Linked DNA regions of Homo sapiens: regions 1 and 2 are each linked to region 3. Evidence: read pairs that join two places in POLR2A ChIA-PET (ENCODE). Cell type or tissue: MCF 10A. All regions are shown on one strand.

The links. ChIA-PET counts read pairs that join two places held together with the same protein. Peaks named below come from ENCODE experiments on the same cell type or tissue, not always from the same donor. Only the 100,000 strongest peaks of a DNase experiment are listed, where the experiment ranks them.
Region 1: POLR2A ChIA-PET joins it to region 3 with 14 read pairs; 6 of 35 experiments call an interaction of 5 or more read pairs at or near these places.
Region 2: POLR2A ChIA-PET joins it to region 3 with 17 read pairs; 6 of 35 experiments call an interaction of 5 or more read pairs at or near these places.

What each region holds. Positions count from the first base shown.
Region 1 is chr3:190,062,147-190,066,146 of GRCh38, forward strand. All of the region lies in intron 1 of P3H2 (prolyl 3-hydroxylase 2), which reads right to left. Among named protein-coding and RNA genes, the nearest start is that of P3H2, 57 kb to the right of the region's middle. RefSeq lists a silencer at 2,094-2,388. In MCF 10A, no CTCF peak of the experiment used is centred here; a DNase peak (open chromatin) is centred at 2,195.
Region 2 is chr3:190,050,618-190,054,617 of GRCh38, forward strand. All of the region lies in intron 1 of P3H2 (prolyl 3-hydroxylase 2), which reads right to left. Among named protein-coding and RNA genes, the nearest start is that of P3H2, 68 kb to the right of the region's middle. RefSeq lists a silencer at 1,562-1,611. In MCF 10A, a CTCF peak has its summit at 3,898; no DNase peak of the experiment used is centred here.
Region 3 is chr3:190,118,901-190,122,900 of GRCh38, forward strand. P3H2 (prolyl 3-hydroxylase 2) reads right to left here and starts at 1,997. Exons shown (of 15, transcript NM_018192.4): 1 at 1,352-1,997. The coding sequence starts at 1,831. P3H2-AS1 (P3H2 antisense RNA 1) reads left to right here and starts at 2,064. Exons shown (of 4, transcript NR_126419.1): 1 at 2,064-2,189. RefSeq lists silencers at 1,474-1,553, 1,764-1,993, 1,940-2,234 and an enhancer at 2,204-2,383. In MCF 10A, a CTCF peak has its summit at 2,079; a DNase peak (open chromatin) is centred at 2,081.

The DNA.
Region 1 (4,000 bases), 57 kb before region 3:
ATTTTATATCAGTTGTGTTCATATGCTATCCATCCTTCAAAATTAAGCTGCAATACTATCTCTTTGCTCTCAAACCCTTCCTTATTTGCTTCAACCCTAATCTTTCCCCCTGTATCCATGGATCCTTATAATTACCTGTCTTTTGGCATCTCCTAATTCTGTGTCCTATATCATAAACTAATGTACATGACAAATCCCCTCCCATCACAATCCTTGATGCAAGCATCATTTATTTAATGCTCTAGTCTCAAAGTTCCTTGCACAGAATATCCCCATTTAACAAATTCAAATTGAATAAAGAAATAATTTTTCACTCTTAAGAACTAGCTCTAATAACTAAAACTGTGGCCCATACATTACCCACTGCTTTATCACTAAATGTAGAATATCCACACTTGTAAGTCGTGGACTTAATAGGTGTCCAGTGAATATTTACTGATTAATAATAAGCCTGGCACTATTATTATGTATAAGCATTGCGTTTTGAAATAAACCCAGACTTCCTTTGTTGGAATCCCAGCTTACCTTCTAACTAGTGACATAACCTTGGGCAAGTTACTCAATCTCTCTGTGGCTTGGTTTTATCTTCTGTAAAATGGAATTAATAATAGTATCTTGCATCAGTGAGATAACGTTATTCCCCACTGATTCAATCTTACATTTACAAACTCCATATCCTAACCACCACCAAGGACTTGAACAGGAAGCAAGACCCTGGCATAATGAACTGGTGGGAACAGAATACCAGAATGGGATAACATCAGAATTGGGAGCAAGAATGTGGAGCAGGCAGTAGTTGAGGGCCATGAGCAAATTCTATTGAATAATTTTGTTTAAGATTAGCTCTGAGCTTTCATCATTAAGACTTTTAATCAATCAGAGAAGTTATATAAAGCTATTCTTCTATTAAGCCAGTGTATTTGGGCCCAAACCACATTCCCCAACAAATGGCTCCTGAGATGTTTTAGTTTAAATTTAGGAGTTCTACTTTTTACAAATGGCTTCATAATCTATGAAAATGGTGCCATGGGGTGTACACAACTACTGGTAAATGATAAGCTGCTTCTAGTTAGTTAGTGCTGGAGTCTGCAGATAGCAAGGGCTGTGGATTATTTAATGTGATCAGTAATCTGACATGAAGAGACAGTATTTATCATTTCCATGCCTGAGCACAGCATCCTACTTGTCAGCATTCCACAGGCAAAAGCAAATGTTCTTGGGAAAAAGGCATTTTGCTAAACTTTTGCTCTGGTCAATACGTTTGGCTATTGCATTACAGACAGTACTAATGGTTCTCTTTAAATAGGACAACCACATCAGACACCGCTTGCTACCAAAGTTATTTTTAAAAATCATACCTGCAGTTGCTTTCAGACTTCCATTTTTTAAGTTTAAAAGCTTCCCTTTGCATGATTAATGTGTTACTAAATACCAGGTGTGTGCTTTGTTAGAGATTCAGATAACAGTGCTTCAATACAATTTCCACCCTTGATGTTCTGTGACATATAAATGTGTGAAAGTCTCCTCACGCCCACTGTGGTGGTGGTTGTAATTACAATGTTTATTTTTGGAGTGAGTGAAGCCTGTATGGTGACCATTAGAGACTTCCGAGCTGCCTCTGGAACATAAGCTGTTACCCCAGGATATGCAGAAAAAGATGGGGAGCAGATAGGCAGAGGCTTTAAAGAGAGCAGCCAATTTGTTACTTTCTGCGAGAAATGAATTTGAAGAGCCTCCTTGCTCTTTTCACCATGAGTTAGATTTGAGAATGTTTATACTTAACTATATATCTATTTAAGCATTTAAATTTAAATAAACATTTAAGAAATCATTTTAGAATAAACTTTTTTTTTTTTTTTTTTTTTGAGACAGGGTCTCACTGTTACCCAGGCTGGAGAATAGTAGGGCAATCATAGCTCACTGTAGTCTTGACCTCCCAGGCTCAAGTGATCCTCCTGCCTCAGCCTCCCAAGTAACTGTGACTACAGGCACACACCACCACACCTAACTTTTTTTTTTTTTTAATTTTTAGTGGAGAACAGGCCTTACTATGTTGCCCAGGGTGAACTCCTGTTGCTCAGTTCTTGAAATCCTGAGCTCAAGTGATTCTCCAACCTCGGCCTCCCAAAGTGCTGGGATTATAGACATGAGTCACTGAACCCAGCCAGAATAAATATTCTTAATAACTAAATTCTTGGCTACACTTCAGTAACTTTGTTTCTGATCCTTCCTAGGGAGTGAGTCAACAAATAGGGCTGTGCTGGAAGGGCTAGGCTGATAGCTGCTCAGTAAATCTCATCACGGTATGACTCTTCTGAATCTGAAGTCGACAGGTTTAAGCAAGGGGATATTTTGTAACTTAAAATATATTTAAATAACATCTGATGTACATTTCCAGTCTTTGTGCATTCACATATATATTTATCTATTCAGCCTATTTTTATTGAGACAATGGTATGCCAGATACTCTGGAAGTCACCAGGGACAAGTGCAGAGCAAAAATGGGTATATCTGAGGCTTCACTGAAGTAACAGTCTAAATGTACATATTTATAATAACAAAGATGTCTATATTTGAAAAATATAAAATTTGAGTCATACCGTATAGTTTTGAAAATCCCTCCTAAATTAACATGCTGTCTTAAGCATTTTCCTGGCAGCAGGAAGTAACAGGACATATCAGAGGCTATAAGATAAGCCTTCTTGTTTTGTGTCAGCCAGTCTTCTGATATACAACAAAATCAAAATGTAAAGCAGCTTCCTTAGGTGCAAACAGTAGACTGCAGGGGCTGTTCAGCTAATTCCATCTTCTAGGAAAAGCCTGTTGTTGCGTAAAGAGTTTGGGCTCTTGGTTTCTGGTAGGCTGGCTCTCCATAATTGGAGGACTCCCTGCCTAAAAACTGCTTATGCCAGAAGGCACTGATGTCCAAGGTCTCCAGGAGAGCACTGTCTCCATTAAAAAACCGAGTCTCCCCAAGGCAATGACAGCATTTCAGATTCCATCTGGTTGTTCACTAAACTTGTTTCCCTGTCATCCTGGGCAAAAAGTGAGACAATATTGTTCAGTCCTTTTGCATTAATGTGACCACAAGACTGAGTTATACATCAGAATATGGATGCAGGTGATACATGCCATTCCCAGGCTTGGCCCATAAAAACCTTCCATGGAATCCATTACCCTCCCTCCCTTTCCTTGTCTATCAACTGGTTGATGAGTGTCAATACCCAGGAGGATTTTGAAGCCATTTGTTGAAGACGTCAGAGGAAGAGTACTCCTCCCCATCACCCAACACCTCTTGAACTTTATATGAGAAATAAACTTTTATTGTTTTAAGCCACTGAGATTTAGGAGTTTCTCTTTTACAACAGTCAGTGTTATGTTAATCAGTAACGACATAGAGATTTTTTTTTCAGTACTGCTCCTATAGAATTACTTTCTAACTGAAGACTCTCTCTAGTCAAAGTCTTAGTCAATACAGGATTCAAAAAAATATTGTTTGGCCTATTCTGTCATTTCCTTAATTATATGAAATGTCCTACACGTATTTGGTCATCATATCTGCCTCTGTTACCAAGATATAAGTAAACCATTCTGGGCTACTGCAATAGCCTCCTATTTGGTCTTTCATCAGTCTCCCCTCCAATAATCTATAATTTATAAAAGTTTATGAAACACTTTTTGATGTGGACATTTAAGGCTATGAACTTTCCCCTTAGTACCGCCTTTGCTGTATCCCAGAGATTTTCATAGCTTGTGTCACTATTGTCGTTCAGGTAGAAGAATTTTTAAATTTCCATCTTGATTTCATTGTTGGCCCAATGATCATTCAGGAGTGTGCTATATAATTTCCATGTATTTGCATGGTTTTGAAGGTTCCTTTTGGAATTGATTTCCAATTTTATTCCACTGTGGTCTGAGAGAGTACTTGATATAATTTCAATGTGGAACAGATCTAAATGTCCATCAATCAACGAGTGGATAAAGAAACTGTGGTGTGTAT
Region 2 (4,000 bases), 68 kb before region 3:
TATCTGTATGATCATTTGTTTGTGTATATATGAGTTTTTTGAGGAATATTAGGAAAACACAAGTCCATTAGATTTTATTCGTCCTTCATGACAGAGACTGTGCTTTATAATAAAATTGGTCATCTTTTCTCAGTTACCTTCTCTTATAAAGTTATAATATCTCAGCTTCATGCAAATTCTATTACATTAGAAGAATGAAGAGTATTAGCCTGAAACTTACTACCTATACTAGTGACCTCCTTCCAGCTTAATACCAATTCATTACTTGATACCAAGTAAATTGTTTCACAAACCTACACAATACCAATGATAATACATTTATCTAGCTGGTCATGAAGTCATAATATAAAAGATACTGTCAAATGCCTTCTGAAATTAGGATATTAATCTGTAGCAATTTCCTAATCTGCGAACTGAAGCAGACCAGTCATAGCTATAGGTAGTGCAGGTCTTGTTAGTTCACCTGTGACATCAATAACTGTATCATCATGTAATTTGATAAGTTAGAATCAATAATGCAGAAACAGGACAATGCTAATGCCATTTGATGCGGGTACAGGTTAGGATTTAAAGGAAATAGGCTATTAATAGCTGGGAGGTTACTCTGGATGAGAAAAGAGTGAAGAGGCAACTGAAGAAAAAGTTACTTTTGTCAGGATGATGAACAACCAATACAAAATAACATTTGTTTTTTCTCTATAAAAAATGGAAATAGGAAAAAATGACATAGAATTTTATGGCATTAAGATGTCATTTAATCTTTGGTCAAACAATGCAATTTAATACGGAAAAGGTAAAAATTTGCTCAACTTTTCATACTAGAGGCCATAGTTGAAAAGCATATAGAGATAAATCCTGGGCATTTAGTAGCTGTAATAAGAAGTCCTTGCTTAAAGAAGAGCCAATTTTTACAAGTTACAGCTTATTTTCTTTTAAAAATTAAAAGGAGCAAAGGAAACCTGCCATTTGGCAAATTCAAAGGTCTTGTAACTGATCTTCAAAATCCTCAACAATTTAATTGGAACACAAAAAATAACAGAAACCTGCAATACTTGTTTGTCATTTTTAAGAACAAACATTACTTTCAAATCACTTTCCCTCTCCAAGATCTAATCTGCCAGGTTTCAGCCCACAGTGAATTCTTGCAGCTGGGTTAGGATCCCCCAAGAAAGGGCGTTCAAAACAAAAATGCTGAGGGAGGCATTTCAGCCAAGGGAGGCATTTCAGCTGTGGAGGAGGATGGAAAATTTCTAAGCACAAGGACTTCCCCTCTCAGGCCTGGGAATGCCATTTGAAAGGCTTCTTCACCCATCTGTTCTATTCACACTTGCCCAGGAGTCAGACCTTCTAAAAACTACATACCACAAAATAGTCCTTGAGGAAACACAATATCTTTCCTGGTAACGAATATCCTCAAAAACAAAGAAAAAAGTGGAGAAATAGAATAAACAAATCATTTTTAAAATAAATTTTACTTTAAGTTCTGGGATACACGTGCAGAACGTGCAGGATTGTTACATAGGTATACATGTGCCGTGGTGGTTTGCTACACCTATCAACCTGTCATTCAGGTTCTAAGTCCCGCATGCATTAAGTATTTGTCCTAATGCTCTCCCTTCCTCTTGCCCCTCACCCCCCGACAAGCCCCGGTGTGTGATGTTACCCTCCCTGGGTCCATATGTTCTAATTTTTCAGCTCCCACTTATGAGTGAGAACATGCAGTGTTTGGTTTTCTGTTCCTGTATTAGTTTGCTGAGAATGATAGCTTCCAGTTTCATCCATGTCCCTGCAAAGGACATAGACACTTCTTTTAAAGCATATTTCTTTTAAAACAAACTTCTTTTAAAATATGTTTTAAAAGAAGTGAACTATACTACAGAGTAATAGTTTTAGCTCACATTGATTGAGATCTTTCTCCATGCTTAGCACTGTTCTCCATGAAGTAAGTAATATTATATCCCCAATTTATACAAATGTAAATCGAAGATAGAAAGGTTATTACCGTGTCTAAGAACATATTGCTGTGTGTTTATGTGTATATAAGTATATATACATATAAATGTGTGTGTGTGTATATATATATATATATGCATGTGTGTATATACACATACATATCTATCTATCTGTCTTTAGTGAGTTTAATTGATGATCAGTAAACCGTACATGTAAAAGAATATAATTTGATGAATTTTGGCATATGCATTCCCCCATGAATCCACACAGCGATCAAGACAATGAATATATCCACTCTCCCTAAAAGTTTCCGTGTGCCACTTTCAAATTCATCTTTCTTCCTTAGTCCATACTGAGGCAACCGTTGATCTGCTTTCATTTCTATAGGTTAGTTTAAATTTTTATAAAACTTTATATGAAAAGAAAAATACAGCAAATCTTTTTATCTAGCTTCTTTCACTCAGAAGAACTATTTTAGGATTCAATCATGTTGTGGCACATATCAACAGCTGACTCCTTTGAATAGCCGAGTAGTATTCCATTCTAGGACAATATCACAATTTGTTTTGTTATATATTTGTTGAGGGCCGCTTGTTTCCAATTTTTAGCTATCACAAATAAATTTTCTAAAAACATTCAGATACAAGTCTTTAACTTCTCTAATGATGTTGAGCATTTTTAATGTATTTATTTGTTATCCACATATCATATTTGGTGAAGTGTCTATTCAAATATTTTTGATTGTAAAATTGGATTTTCTTATTGAATTTTAAGAATTCTTTATATATTCTAGACACATGTCTTTTGTTAGGTATATATTTTTCAAATATTTTCTCTCAGTCTATGACTGCCTTTTTATTTTTATTTTTAAATAAAGTGGTTTTTTTTTTTTTTTTTGAGATGGAGTTCCACTCTTGTCACCCAGGCCCCAGTCTGGAGTGCAATGGCACAATCTCGGCTCACTGTAACCTCTGTCTCCTGGGTTCAAGCGATTCTCCTGCCTCAGCCTCCTTAGTAGCTGGGATTACAGGTACCCGCCACCATGCCCGGCTAATTTTTGTATTCTTAGTAGAGACAGGGTTTCACCATGTTGGCCAGGGTGGTCTCTAAGTCCTGACCTCAGGTGATCCACGCGCCTCGGCCTCCCAAAGTGCTGGGATTACAGGAATGAGCCACTGGGCCCAGCCAAAAGTGTCTTTTGAAGAACAACCACTTTTAATTTTTATGGGGCCCAATTTGTTGATCTATTTCTCTTATAGTTTATGTATTTTATTTTCTAATCAAGACGTATTTTTCAAATCCAGAGTTACTAAGATTTCCCTGTTTTCTTAAACAAATTTCAAAACTGTAGCTTCTACACATAGGTCTACAATCTATTGAGGTTTTTTTATATCAATGTTTCCATCACCATTTACTGAAAAAAATATTCTTTCTCCATTGAACTTCCTTCATACATTAGTAGAAAATCAGCTGGCCATATATGCAGGGGCTTTATCTGCACTGTATTCTAATGTTCTTAGCCACTATGCTGCATTATACTCCAAGACCACTACTGGAACAGTGAGGTTACTGAAATAATGCCTAATCAGAACCCTCCACCCCCACCTATAGTTTATTTTCTAAATGCCTTATTTATCATCATTAATCAGTTTAGGAAATGAAAGATTCTGCCTTATATAACTATGGTATTCAAAGGAAGTTCATAGTCTGAGAAAATTGAATCTTGAATAATTTGCAGGGCAACTAGCCTGGTCTCTGAGGATCTGGTGAAGCCATCAGCCACGACACAGACTGATCTGAGAGCCGACGTCAGTAGTGACATCCAGCCTTGTCATATCTTTGGAATGTGGTAGAGAGAAAAAAAAAAGATCATAGAATATCAACATTGGGAGAGATACTACTGGGCCTGTAGTTCAGCTGTTTGACACTAGGATCTTTATTTTTTTTTCAGTCATGTAAAATACCTTTGCTCAGTCATGAAGCTTTGATTGGACCTCTACAGAGATGCCAGTATCACTCCCTCCACTACTCCAGGCAGCTCATTTAT
Region 3 (4,000 bases):
TGGCCAACATGGTGAAACCCCTTCGCTACTAAAAATACACAAACACACACAAAAATTAGCCCGGCATGGTGGTGCACACCTGTAATCCCAGCTACTCAGGAGGCTGAGGCAGGAGAATCGTTTGAGCCCGGGAGGCGGAGGTTGCAGTGAGCCCAGATTGCACCACTGCACTCCAGCCTGGGTGACAAGAGCAAAACTCCGTCAAAAAAAGAAAAGAAAAGGAAGAGAGGAGAGGAGAGGGGAGGGGAGGGGAGGGGAGGGGAGGGGAGGGGAGAGGAGAGGAGAGGAGAGGAGGGGAGAGGAGAGGAGAAAAGAAAGCAAAGCAGAGCACAGCAGAGCAGAGCAGAGCAGAGCAGCCTGGTCCATTGGCTAGCATGAACAACCAACCCCAAAGCTTCCACTTTTCCGGTAGCTGTAGAAGATACATTGATATATTAACACAGAAAACGAGAAAGAAGGGTTAAGAGTGTCAATTTGAAGGAAAATTGGGTGAGTGGCAGTGGAGGTTGAAGAACTCATTCAAATTCCCTCTGCTGAAGCATCCAGAGAGATCTTCAAAGTTATGGATGTGAACAATATGTCAATATGCATACTATACCTCCTGACGCTAACTTTAGGCAAGTTAGGCATACAAAAATAAAACTAGAAAGAGAGGACTGATGCCTAGTAACCCAGTCCAATGCATACCACCAGAAAACGTAAGCCCTCTATCAAAGGAGAAAAAGTCAACACTTAGGGTGGATACTTTGACTGAGACTGCCTCAAACAGCTTCGCCTCCTCCAAGCATACCTTCTCTTTAACCTTTGATCTTTACTTTTTTGTAGGTGAAGGGGAGAAGAGAGAGAAATTTGTTTTGGAACAGGTCTTTCAACTTCACTATTTTGAAGATTCTTTTAAACTTCAGAGAAAAGGTGCAGACTACAGTATAGGAAGGATAAGAGAGAGGAGACAAAAGAAATGGGAAGTGAGAAGGGAGAAGAGAAATGGGAAGTGAGAAGGGAGAAGAGAAATGGGAAGTGAGAAGGGAGAAGATAAATTGTACTAGATTCAGCTTTGTCAATGCCTCATGAATTAGTGCTGAATGGGTACTTTAAACATCACCTTATCAGGACAGTCCTCTTTTTGAGAGAGAAGCTGGCTCTGAGAAAGAGAGAAAAAGACTTGTCCAAGTTAATCAATTGTTGCATACAGAGATAGGGCCACCAGATATCTGGATTCACAAACTGAGACACATATTTAAGGAGACCCAATTCGAAAGACTGAACAGAGATGACGGGGGCAGCAGGGAGGGCTCAAGAGAGCGTGTGAGAGCCGCAGGGGCTTTGCAGTGGAGGAGCGCTCTGTGGGTACCTTGATGTAGGCCCGCTGCAGGTAGTTGTAGGGCACTCTGCGCTGGAAGTCGCTGCGCACATCCTCGCTGACGCGGTGGCGGGATGCGGGGCCCCCGAGGCGCTGGGTCTCACAGCTGCGATAACAGCGCGCCCGCCCCAACAAGGAGCGGAAAAGGGGCAGCTCAGCGCCGGGGCCCTCGCCGGGGGGCGGGGGCGGGAGCGGGTGGCGCGCCGCGCAGTGGCGGGCACAGCGCGTGCGGATTTCCCGCAGGCGCCGGTGGCTGCGCAGCGCCGCTTCCAAGTCGCGCACCGCTCGCTCGTAGTCTCCGCTGTAGTAGGCGGCCGCGCCGCTGGCGTAGAGCAGGTCGAAGGGCTGCAGAGGCCCGGGCTCCAGCTCCAGCTCCCGGCGTGGGCTGTCCGGGGGGCCGCCCCACAGTGGCGGCGGCAGTAGCAGCGGCAGCAGCAGCAGCAGCGGCGGCGCCCAGATGCGCTCCCGCATCCTCCGCCTCAGAGAGGCGCGGGACGGTTACGCTCGAGAGGGCTTCGGGGCACCTCGCGTCCGGGTCCCCTCTCCCACCTTCCCTCGGGGAAGCGCGCCGACTCCGCCGCGATCTGGCCGCTCCGCGAGCCCCAGGTGACCGCCGGCGCTCCGCGTACTGAGAGGCGGAGGCCGTGCCTGGCCAGCCGCTCTTAAAGGGACGCCCACAGCTCACACGCTCCTCCTGCTGCCTGAGACTCCGAGAGCCGCTCTCCCAGGCTCCCCGCTGCAGCGGCGGGGCTGCCAGGGGCGGCACACTCCAGCGCCAGCCAGAGAGCTAGCGCCGCTTGAGGCCGGCCGGGGACGAGGCGCTTTACACGTGAGCTCCCTTCTGGTTGTACAAGTGGATAGTATTAGTCTTCTTTTTGGGAAATAAAGAAAATCCAGCTTAGCAAGGTTAGGGCCTTAATCATATTCTGGAATCTCTGTATGGCCTCGCAGTTTGCAGAGTGCTTCACCTTCTAAATGAAGCCTGGAGCGCCATTTCAGACTGAATCAAACCGTAGATGCCATGTGTACCTACGCAACAAATCTGCGCATTCTGCACGTGTATCCCGGAACGTAAAGTTAAAAAAAAAAAGAATAAATAAATAAATAAATAGAAAAAAAACCCATAGAGGCCCTGTAGGCCCAGATGCGGAGGTTTAAGAAGATAAGTGATTTGCCTAAATGCATAGAGCTGAGAAGTGGCAAAGGACGGACCCAACCCAGGGCCTTTAGAACCAAAGCTTACCGCTTCTTCTCTTGGGGAAGGTTTCTCCCTTACCTTTTCGTCCAACTTGGTGTGGATGTGTGTCCGGGCATTGGATCAGGGCGCTGGGCCAGGGGAAGAACAATATATAGCCTGCCTTTCCTGTGCAGCCCGTGGTTTTACAGGGCCCAGAGAACCTTTGGAGGCAGGAGGAGCTGTACTCGCATTCTGGCTCCGTCCGTTTACCAGCTGTGTGACCTTGGCAACTGAGGGCCTCAGTTTCCTCATCTCCTAAACAGCCAGACGCCTAACACGTAAAATGCTATTCAGAAAAAAATTCTTGCTGTGGGCCAGGTGCAGTGGCTCACCCCTGTAATCCCAGCACTTTGGGAGGCCAAGGCGGGTGGATCACCTGAGGTCAGGAGTTCGAGACCAGCCTGGCCACCATGGCAAAACCCCGTCTCTACTAAAAATACAAAAATTAGCTGGGCGTGGTGGCACGTGCCTGCAGACCCAGCTACTCAGGAGGCTGAGGCAGGATAATTGCTTGAACCTGGGAGGTGAAGGTTGCAGTGAGCTGAGATCATGCAGCCTGGGTGACAGAGTGAGACTCCGTCTCAAAAACAAAAAAAACAAAGAAAAAGAAAAGAGAGGAGAGGAGGGGAGGGGAGGGGACGGGAGAGGAGAGGGAAATTCTTATTCTAAGAGTTGAACAAAGAGGCAATTTAGTATATCCCTTACCTCAAGGAATTAAGCAATCTGCATCAATCTAGGAATGAGAAAGCTGACAGAAATGGTTGCCAGATTCCAAACGACTAGCTGGAGGCTTCCTGTTCCTCCCCTTCTCCTCTGTCACGAATACATTCTTAGCCAAGGTGTTCCCCTCTTTCGTGTTCCTTGGCTTCACACTCTCACAAGAATATTGGTTGGACCCTGGATCCCAGCCTGCCTCCTGGAGGCATTTCTGTGGTCTTCTAGTGCCTGTGAGAATCTCATCAGTCTTTCAGCCCCTGCAATGGTGAGCAGAGGGACAGGCAATGGGAAAAAGACTCACGCATGTATCTAGTTGCTATGATTTTTCCGAAGAAGGCTTTTATGTGGAATCACCACTACGCTGAGGGGCTTGCCAGAGATTCATGCTGATTCCTTCATTCATTTTGTTAGGTTTGACCACTCAGGCCATGAACAGCCCTGGCTGTGTAATTCCAAGAGACACTGATGAATCATGCTCTTTTTTTTTCCCACCAAACGTTACTAATTCGGCTCATATCACTGATGAAAAAGCTCCAGTTTGGAGCTGAATGTATATTGAATGCCTTGGATGGTCAGTGTTCCAGAATTAGCACATCAGTCATCTGCCCAGACTTTTTCTCTAGAGATTGTCTGTTTTCAGATAAAGATTTTGGAGTCTAGTCCAGGGTTATCAGTCCACTTGTGGA